Regions from separate parts of the Mus musculus genome. Here all the other regions are linked to region 2. Evidence: chromatin contacts called from ENCODE Hi-C or POLR2A ChIA-PET data. All regions are on one chromosome and are shown on one strand. The core of a region is the stretch at or near the end of the contact, and the rest is flanking DNA. Distances in the headings are between cores, read along the strand shown. Region 1 holds the start of Dpp3 (dipeptidylpeptidase 3). Region 2 holds the start of Rce1 (Ras converting CAAX endopeptidase 1). Region 3 holds the start of Npas4 (neuronal PAS domain protein 4).

Region 1 (3,268 bases), core at 221-2,720, 300 kb after region 2:
GGGCATGTTGGCGCAGCTGGTCAGGGTCCTGGGCACGGAAGAGGCGGCTAAGCAGGGCATAGATGTAGGGGGCTTCAGGGGATGTCTGGAGCAGCACTGCCAGGCCCCCATACCAAGCAGCTCTAGACAGGTGATGGGCATAGAGGCGCTCTGTGGGTGACAGCAGGCGGAATGCCTCCCTGCAGTCCAGGCTAGACACACCAATGTCATTGGGCAGGATGTACTGGGTATCTGCCATGAGCCCTGCAAGAACACATCACAGTCATCTCAGAGAGCGCAGCATCTTCGCGGCTGCTCTGAAAGCTCATGAGCTAACTAACTTCTTCCATCCAGAAGTCCAGGAGGGAGTAATCCAGTCGCATCCATTCACCTGAAATGCTGGGATTCAAAGACTCAAATACTTGCGGGCCAGCTTTGGCCTGTGGCCTCTCAGACTTAAAATCTGAATCCAATCACTTCATATTACAGATGAGGACACTAAGGCCCAGGATGCCAAGTGTACGAAGGAAGAACCGGCAGAACACAGCCTCATTACTAGACTCCCAGCCCCAGCCACTCCCTGCCTCATCTCCACCTTCTCAGATGTCCTAGTCTCTGTTCAGAATTTCCCAACACCTCTAGCTCATCACAACTGCTGACAAAGGCTTCATGCTGGATATCCACCCCACCGTCCCAACCCCGCTCCACCAAAAGGTCTAAAACCCAGGGCAGCCGCTTCACCTCCCTGCACTGCTCTTTGCTCCTCTGCAACACTGACTGTGAGTATGACACCAAGCTCAACAGCTGGGTATGAAATCCAGGACAGGGATGTGACCCAGTTGGTAGAGTTTGTCTAACCAACAACCAGGCCCAGGGTCAGATTCCAAGGTCAGTCTGGGGTACATAAAACCTTGTCAAAAAATAAATCAAAAACAGCAATGATATTTTGTCCCAGCTTTTCCCTCCTAGCATCTGCCCCAGTCTCATGTCTTTCTTCAGCCCTTCACTATCCTGTTTTCTTCTGTTGCTCTGTTGGGAAGCCATATAAGGGCACAACCCATTTTCCAGATAGGAACCATATGACATTTGGAAAGCAAGCAACTTATCCAAAGCTTTTCAGCTCAGTTGGGACCCAAGGAATTCCGAACCCACCACATTCTCCACGCTCCGCCCCTGGCTAAGGACACGTTTCCACCCTCTGTACTCCTTATTTGCGCGGCTCCGCCCCATCTACCCCTTCGCTCGGAAAGAGGTGTTAACTCTTTACTGCCTGGAAATTCTCCTTGCCCAAAAGCTGGGAGAGATTTGGAAGAGGCACTGAAGGGTGGACAGAAAGGGGATGATCTTGCATGCACAGCCAGGCCTCGCTCTGATCTCCTGAAGATGACACACCGTGACCCCAAAACCAAGGCGCTGTACCTCACCTGCTGCAGCTGCTCCGTTCGCAAACTCACTTCCTGCTTCCGGCTCCCCGCCCCATTCATTGGGACACAAGCCCCGCCCCTACCGACCCGTAGTCGCCCCAGGGATCAGACGGACAGCAGCTACAGCCAGTAGAAGAACCGAAGACAGTTCCTCCCCTCATCTTCTCCCCGCCCCCAAGCGCTACGGGTGGTGCCTGCCTTGCAAGGACCGCGAGGCCTTGGCCTTTTGTCTGCTGGCCCTCACTGCACAGAGGCGTGGCGTAGGGCGATGTTTGGTGAAAAAGTTTGAGTTTCTCAGTACCCCGCGTGGCTGCTGTCGGGTACCGACAGAGGGGACTGACAAGGTCCCCAAACGTGAGAGTTCCTATACATCGGGAGCCTCCACACATGTAGCTGGGAGCCTGCTCTCTTTGGGGTTTCACCTCCAGTGTCCCTACCCTGGATTTGGCAGTTAGGAACCTCCACTTAGAGAAGACTATAATAATGTGGACCCCCTCCTCCCTGGATTTAGGATTTGGAGATGCTATTTGGAGACTACGAAGCTCTTACAAAGAGTGTATGTAGGCTGTGCGAATAGTAGTCCCATCCACCAGTAGTCCCAGGGGTGCAGAAAAATGCTACAGGTGCTCCACTGGGTCGCCATGGAAGCCATCCTTAAAACATTGGGAACCCCAGTTTCCTCAACGCACTTGAAGTCGAGGCCAGCTAGTAGCTGGCACTTTCTTAGTGTGACCACTTGCCAGCTAGAATAGAAAAGCGGTCTCCAGTGACATTGACTGGAGGGCAGCCCAGGATGCAGACAAGCATGTTGTTTACTCTTGGTAGTCAGGGAGGAGTCTTTCTGGGTGACCCATGGCTCTTGCAAGTACTTGCTGACCAGATGTGGTAAGCACTGCAAAGAGCTGGGGCCTGACTTAGGCTGTCTAGGGTTCAATCAGATGTCTGTCTCCTACCAGCTGTGTGACTTTAGATAGCTCACTTCTCTTACTCTGGAACACTGTCAGCTTTACTTCAGGACTAAGTCTACCCAAGGGATGGGCAGCCATCAAGAGGTAGTGCTGTCCCCTAGAGTTGTGTAGGAGGTAGTGTTTCGGGACTGAAATCCAACACACCTTCCTTACCTTGCCTATTTAGAGGGGCCAGAGCAACCATGTGCTTAAGGCCAGCCTTGTCACCACAGCGCTAGTAGCTCTTGGTTCTGATTGGTGAGTGTCATTATAAGGGGGAATTCTGTAAAAATGTGTCCCGAGGAAAGTCCTCTTCTTTCCTTTTGCCTGTTCTCATTGTTTCTAGACGAGGTATAAAGTTGTCTGACTGAGACCCAGTTGAAATGTAAGTGTAACCAGATAGGAAAATAAGGGCTATCCATAGCCACCAAGGGCAAATTCAGGCAAGTGAAGGATCCCAGGGCCCAAGACCCCCAACCAAGCTGCATGGTGTCGTGTTATAACCGCAGTCAACAGGAGTGCATGTTAAATGAAGTCCTTTACCAGCGGCTTGCCATATAGAATTTCATTTAATTCTTGCAAAAACCCTGAGATAACATATCACTGTTGTACCAATTGCACAGGTGAGAGGACCTTTGATTTTATAAGACCTTCCACTATACAGTTTCCACTCCTGCAGCAACACACACACAACACACATTTTCTCTCTCTCTCTCTCTCCTTCTCTTTCTCCTCTCTCTTTTTCACACACACATTCTCTCTCTCCTTCTTTCTCTCACTCACACATATTCTCTCTTCCCCCCACCTCTCTCTCACACGCACACACACACACACCCCACATTCTGTTTTAATGGGTCATGGCTTTTCTGTACGTTTGCATCCATCTGGTAATGAAAATACTTTTTGTTTTTGTTTGTT
Region 2 (3,423 bases), core at 841-3,340:
ACTGGAACGCTGGAGATGGAGGCTGCGAGTGACCACAACTGCATGCCCACCCTACCCCAGCCGTGCACATCCCACAGCCAGAGCCCACCCAGTCCCCTTGGCAGTGGCTGCCTGCCCAGTATCTGTGGCTGTTCTCTGTACCCCACCTTCCATAATTAGTGGGCCCCGTCCAATACTTATAGCTCAGTCTCCAACCCTTTCCGCAGAGTGTCTATGAGGGACATCAGAGCACCCCACCCCTTGACTGCCTCTGCAGCTCTCCAGGCCTCACCTGCAGACACGAAGATACTTCCCACACTGCTCTGGCGGAAGCGCAGCTGCTCAATAATGTGGTGAAAATGGGCTGGGAGGAAGGTGAAAACCACATATGCCTCTGGCTTTCTACCTAGCTCCCCTCACCCAAAGCCCCATTTTTAGCCCTCATGCTGGGAACGTCATTGCTGGACGGGCGAGACTCACCGACTCCAAAAAAGAGTGGGCAGGTGAACACAGCAGGGCCCAGACCCGTGCACGGCGCTAGCATGGGCAGCATGCAAGCCCGGAACACCAGCTCCTCTGTCAGCGGTGCAATAACTTGGTTTCGTAGCCAGCGCATGTCTGTGAGGCAGCGGGCCCAAGAACGAGGGGCTAGAGTGAATATTCAGGATAAGCAGTGAGTGCCTGGTTACTAGAGACATCTGGGCCCTCTCCCACAGATTTACTCGAGCCAAACTCAGTTTAGGAGATCCTGGGAATCAGAATGGGGAAGGGAACAAGCCTTATCAGACCAAATTACAACGGCTTGAGATGGCTGGCAGCAGGAAGGGAAGGCAGCAGTAGATGAGGGAGTCACAGAAAATTCCAGAGGCACCCAAATTTTACCAAGGCCAATCTTTGGGGAAGCCAAATGATGAGAGAGCAGGGGAAGATGCTGTCTGGCCCATATCAAGTGCTGTTTGTGGTCCAGACAGGCCTCCTTGAGTATCACACTTACAGGGTACTCAGCAATGTAATCCATTTTACTGATGTGGAAACACACGCTGAGAGGTGACATCTCACCTCTTCAGTCCAGATCACACCATCTCACTGACTCCTTTCCCCAGTGTTCTGGACTGCCTGTGCCTACCTTTTCCTCAGTCTTGAAGACTCACCCAGGACAACCTTCAGCCCATCTGTCAGGTCACAAGGGCAATCCATAGAGAGCTGCATCAGTGGACCCAGGAAAAGGATCTGGGGGGGGGGGGCAAACATAAAATGAAAGCCTTTTACCACAATCCAATGACCTTGCCCACACCTATGCCCTTGGTCAGCCTCACCAGACCTCAGGTTTCCTGAGTTCTAGGGTTTCCCAGCCATGTACACCAGAAGCTTAGGGGGCCACATCATAATTCCTGTCTTCCATCTGCCAAAAGCTGTACCCAAGCAGGGCACGTCATTACACTAGTGACAACAGAGTTGGAAAAATAAAGCAGGACTCACCATAGTTAGCAGCAGGGGCAGCAGCGCTGCTGGGAAAATGCCCTCCAGCCTGAAGCCCATCAAGGTAAGCAGTGATGTGCCTGGCTGAGCCACAGGAAAGGGGGCGTTAGTGATGTTCCCTCCCACAAAATTCTAGATTCTTCCCCTAGCTGCCCTGTGCCCCACCCACCTCCTTCGCACCTGGATGCCAGTGAGTTCCCTCCAGAGCAGCACGCAAAGAGGGGACAAGCTGGACACTACCAGGACACTGGTGGAACGCCGCTTGATAACAGCGGGGTGGTCCCTAGGAAAAGGGACAGTAAGTTCCGGGGGGCCTGCAGCAACCACGCCAACGCGGCCCCACCCCCGTCCGGCCCAAGCTCCGCCCGCAGCCCCGCCCCACGAGGGCGCAGATCCCGGCCGCGCGCGCATCCCCCGCACCTGGGCAGCTCGCTCTTCCACACGTAGAGGCTGCCCACGTAGGAGCAGGCGAGGCTGAAGCAGGAGAACACAGACACCCAGCAGCACAGCCCCGAGCCCGGGCCGCTCAGCGCGGCTGACTCGGGCTGCCGCTCTGGCCGCGATACCGACAGTAAACGCAGCCCGTCCCCGCCCAGCGCCGCCATCACGCCCGGACCCGTGGCGCGCGGCAGTGACGCGACGGCGTAGGTGACGTCAGGCGGCGGCGCGAGTTGTCGGGTCCCCCGGGCGCCCCTCCCCTTGCACGATAGTTGATACTTTGTGCTTGGAACGGCTTTATTGAAATACAGAAGTTGTGACACACGTGTCCCGGGCTTCCTTGGCTTGCTGGGCGTCTCAGAGAGAATGCTTAGGACCTGTGTCCCGGATTCAGCCACTCGGACAGATTGGATACCTCCTGTAGCCACAAGTCCTGCGGGAGCAGAGGAGGCGGTGGTGAGGACCCGGCGGTGGTAGCTCAGGCCCGCACCCGCCCTGCTCTCGCTGCGGTACCTCCAGGCCGCCCGCAGGGCTAGCTGCCTCTGCCGCCTGGGCCCTGCCGTGGGCCGCTTGGGTCTGCGATCCTCTAGCAGTGAGGGAGACCTCGGTGAGCTCGCGGTCGCGCGTGGCGGATTTTGGCGGGCTCCGGTCTCTTGCTGAGCCCAGAACTCGCGATTCTTCCCTGCCATGGTTGGGGCTGCCCCTCTTGGGCCTCTTGTTTTCTGCTTGCCCGATGGATTCTAGGAGAGAACAAGCCCATTTCATCTTACTCCCGAAGATTTGTGCCAATGCTACAGAGATTGTTGGGGCAGGGGTATCGTTCTAAATTAACTCTCCCGCTCCACCTTTCCGGATGAAAACATTTCAGTACCTGACCTCCCATGATAGGCGACATCTAACTTTCCGCCCAAACTAGGTGATATGCATTTCAAGTTCCTCTCTGAACCTAAGCTTTGCTTCGGGCAATAAGCAACTCAATCTCTCTCTGGTATTGTTCTAGGCAGTTACTACAGAGGCAGCTTTTTGTTGTTGATGTTCAGACAGACTCTCTTGAAACCCAGGCTAGCCTTAAAGTGATCATCTTGCTTCTAACACCCAAGTGCTGGAATTAGACACTCGTGAACATGCTTTAGCTCAGCGGTTCTCAACCTGCGGGTCGCACATCAGATACTTACACTGTGGTGCATAACAGTGGCAAAATGACAGTTAATTAGTAACACTGAAGATAACTGTATGGTTGGGGATCACCACAGCACGAGGCACTGTATTAAAAGGTGGCAGCGTCAGGAAGGTTGGGAACCACCATCACTAATCCGTAGTAGATCCAGTTTTGGAAGAACAAACACAGAGGAGGATCAAACTCGGTATTGACAAGCAAACCAACTCTGACACTGAGCTACATCCCCAGCCTCGCAGGTGCAGATTTACAGAGTCTTGCCTTGGCTGATTCCTCCTGAGTCAATGAATGCACGTTTCTCTGGAAAGGCTAATGTGCACATACTAAGTACAACGCACAAGTCCTATTGA
Region 3 (3,371 bases), core at 239-2,738, 360 kb after region 2:
TGAGCTGCTGGCGCACAGTGAGATGGTCAGCAGGGTCAATGATATCGTAGATACTGTCGCCCTGGGCAACCAGGTCCACCTAGAAAGGAGAAGTGATCATTAGTGAAGGCAGCAAGAGCCTATCTGCAACCAATGATTTTTCTTAGGGAAGACTCCCCCACACTCGCCTCTAATAACTCTGTTTTCAGTAGTGAGAGGCTCATTTTATCTCACATATACCCCAACTTGAGATGCAAGGACTTTTAGTACTCACCATAGAGTGGCCCAGATGCTCGCTCACACTCTCCGACAGGTATAGCAACTTCCCCTCAGCTGTGAATACAAGGAGAAATCCAGGTAGTGCTGCCACAATGTCTTCAAGCTCTTGAGCAGAGAGAAGCCCGGTGGGGCCAGCCAAAGGAGTGCCTGTAGGGTGAGAAGATGTGGTGAGTCAGGATAAGAATCAGGGACAACACAGAAATAAAGAGAACATCTTTTGAGTCTTGGAGAAGACACAGGAAATTCCCATAGACCTATTTCTGCCAACACCTGTTGACCCTATGCTTGTGGATCTTGGCCAGGAGACCTGTTGCTAAAACTATCTAGCCAGGGAGCCCCTGGACTTCCAAGCCTGGCCGGAACCTCAGCAGCCCTCTGCTGTCAGCACTGTGGACAGAGCTCTCCCGAAAGGACTGGGATTCAGCACCGCGGACAGCTCCTGCGAAAAGGGGCTATGGCCATTTCAGCACCGCGGGCAGCGCCAGAAAGGGTGATGGCTTCAGGACGTCGAACAGCTCCAGAGCGCATAGAAAGACCCTCTCAGCATTTTCTAGCACAAGCTACTCTTCCTCATACTTTGCCTTTGCAGGCTTTCCCTGTAGCTTGCCAGGCTTCCTTCCGTACCCTCCCCGGATTCCTGGAGTGCCTCTGAGGCAATGGGAGCCTGGACCATTCTGTTTTAGCGCTCTATCTCACACAAATCCAGTGCTAGGACTATCGTTTAGGCTAGTCTAGATGGAGCTCAGAAGAAAAAGTAGGAAGTCCAGGGTCCCCTCAAGTCCCTTCTCTCCACAGGCTTCCAGCACGCTGTGCTAGACAAGCGGCAGTTTTAGCACATTCCCTCAGCTCCTCCATCCCTGGTCCCCGTCAGCTCTGGTCTCCGGTAGCCCAAGCTGCTCACCTCCAGCAAAGAAGACACCCTTGCGAGTGTAGATGCAGGCAAGACTCATGATGTGCAGGTAGGACAGCCGGACCTTGTCCGCTTCAGCCAACGGCAGCAGCTCCTTGAGGTTCCGAATCTCGGCGTTGATCTGGTCGCGGCGCGCCTTGGAGGCGCCCTTGGTGGATCGGTACATGACTGCCGGCTGTGGAGCTCCAGCTCCGGCTCCCGAGCACCTGCGATCCTTTCCCGATGCACCGGAGGCTTCCTCTTCCTTGCTTCCCGGTCTTTTCGCTCAGGCTCTTGCTCGCTCTCGCTCCACTCCTGGGCTCCGCTCGGCAGCGCTGCCCCCCTCGCCTGCCTCGATCCGCCTTATATAGCTCCTGACAGGCGTGGGGGGCTCGTTTTTAGAGACGGGGGGGGCAGCGGGAGGCGGGAGGCTGGGCTAAAGCAAGCTGCAGAGGGAGCCACTGGCTGGGGAGGGGGGGTGCTCCTCCTCCCTCCCAGACTTCCGACGTCATCCCGTGACGTCGAACGGGAGAGGGAGGGGGCGGGGGAAGGGGGAGAAGGGAGGGTGCAGAGGGGGCCGGCTGGCAAGAGCTGTGCAGAGCCAGGAATGGGGTGCAGGGACCCAGGTTTTCCATTACATTCTATTAGGAGGAGGAACAGTACATGGATTAGGGTGGTCTGAAGCCCTTAACAAGAGAGTTTGTAGAAGGCAAAGCGAGGCTGCTATCAACATAGATTTTTCTAAGGAGGCAAAGGATGAGAAGGGGCTTGGTCCTCTGCCAATTTGCCGCCATCTGCCAGGCAGGGGTCGAAATTACATGAGGGACTTTCCTTGGCTTTTGGGGAGGGGCTAGGTCACAACTGGGGGTCTTTTCTGGGGTCTATTCAATCTGAAAGTCCCTTAGCCAGTTTCAAATAAATAATTCCTTCTTCGCCTCCATGCCCTGACCTGAGGGTCTAAATCTCCAGGATAGGGTGGAATGGTGGTCCTGTGGAGAAGAGACCACTTGAATTCGGTCTTGATCATATTTCCTTAGCACCATAGGAACACAAACATCTCCACTGTGATCTGCAGGGATTCCTTTTTCCTCTATTAGTTCATCTTAGCCACCTGTCGGGGAAACTGAGGCAAAGACCCAGGGCCTGGTGAGGATCTGGATGTGTGTTTGAACCTCTCCCACGATCCCCTCCCGCTTGTCAGCCCCCAAGACGAGCTGTTCCCCCGCCCTCTTGCGAGCCCCAGTCTCTCCGGCGGGCTGGGGGGCGGGGGCGGGGCCGGGGGAATCCCAGCTCCATATTAGGACAGGAATCCTCCGGCGGCTGCGGCGGCGGCAGCGGCGGGCGGGGCCTACCGGCCTCCGCACAGCTCTAGAAAGCTCTCCCCACTGCTTCAGCCGGGAAGAGGGGGAGGCTGCCAAGTAGCCAGGGTCTGCTGTGCCCTCAGTGGCTGCTGCACCTACCCAAGACCCTTTAATTCTGCCAGAGTCCCCTCCCCATCTCCCTTCAATTCTTGCTCCATCTTTAGCTCCAGGGCTCCTCGTTCTGCCTGTGCACTTGTCACTGAGTGAGCGCACAACATACACCTTTCTTTTTTTTTTTTTCCTTCGTTCATTGAGCGTTGGACAGTCTATCTCGGCTTTGTGGGCGCCCCCCACCCCCACCCCTCTAATTTGCACCTTTGGTTTAACTACCTGTCATGTCAGGCTTGTCTTTGTAGTGTGGCCTTTGCATCACCCCACCCCTCCAGACACACACCCCCACACACACCTTTCTTCAGTCACTTACATGCGATTGCTGTCTACACAGGGTATGGGAGCCCTTTTTTTATCCCACAACCATTTCACAAAGGACTAGAGAAACTTTTTGCCCAAAATTTCATTTAGAGTAGGAACATATAAAAGCACTTTTAGAGCCTGAAAAACAAGACCATTTAAAAAGTTGAGGGAAGCCGGGCGTGGTGGCACACGCCTTTAATCCCAGCACTTGGGAGGCAGAGGCAAGCAGATTTCTGAGTTCGAGGCCAGCCTGGTCTACAAAGTGAGTTCCAGGACAGCCAAGGCTACACAGAGAAACCCTGTCTCAAAAAACAAAAACACACAAACAAACAGAACAAAAAACAAAAAAAAATTGGGAGAGAGGGACAGAACTGGCTGCAGAAAGTTAGAGATGAACTTTGACACCAAGGAGAAAAGTTTGTGGTCAAGAAACCCCTGTTCTTCATGGA

The links. Hi-C counts contacts between places; a loop is a spot of excess contacts on that map. ChIA-PET counts read pairs that join two places held with the same protein, here RNA polymerase II (POLR2A).
Region 1: POLR2A ChIA-PET joins it to region 2 with 13 read pairs in Patski. The contact joins the promoter of Dpp3 here to the promoter of Rce1 in region 2. POLR2A ChIA-PET finds 5 or more read pairs at or near these places in 2 of 5 experiments (Patski and embryonic stem cell).
Region 3: a map of heart shows a loop between it and region 2 (2.6-fold over the local background). The contact joins the promoter of Npas4 here to the promoter of Rce1 in region 2. A Hi-C loop is called at or near these places in 4 of 37 maps with a recorded cell type or tissue (heart and v-Abl transformed pro-B cells). POLR2A ChIA-PET finds 5 or more read pairs at or near these places in 1 of 5 experiments (Patski).

The regions. Positions count from the first base shown.
Region 1 is chr19:4,926,817-4,930,084 of GRCm38, forward strand. It overlaps Dpp3 (dipeptidylpeptidase 3), which reads right to left and starts at 1,471. Exons shown (of 18, transcript NM_133803.2): 1 at 1,404-1,471; 2 at 1-243. The coding sequence starts at 238. It also overlaps a transcript of Peli3 not described here.
Region 2 is chr19:4,623,555-4,626,977 of GRCm38, forward strand. It overlaps Rce1 (Ras converting CAAX endopeptidase 1), which reads right to left and starts at 2,091. Exons shown (of 8, transcript NM_023131.2): 1 at 1,879-2,091; 2 at 1,639-1,741; 3 at 1,459-1,542; 4 at 1,131-1,209; 5 at 460-627; 6 at 272-343; 7 at 1-9. The coding sequence starts at 2,063. Gm960 (predicted gene 960) reads right to left here. Exons shown (of 15, transcript NM_001033447.3): 15 at 2,287-2,636. The coding sequence ends at 2,287. It overlaps Mir6986 (microRNA 6986), which reads right to left and starts at 401; the gene lies at 344-401.
Region 3 is chr19:4,988,483-4,991,853 of GRCm38, forward strand. It overlaps Npas4 (neuronal PAS domain protein 4), which reads right to left and starts at 1,489. Exons shown (of 8, transcript NM_153553.5): 1 at 1,160-1,489; 2 at 254-405; 3 at 1-79. The coding sequence starts at 1,334.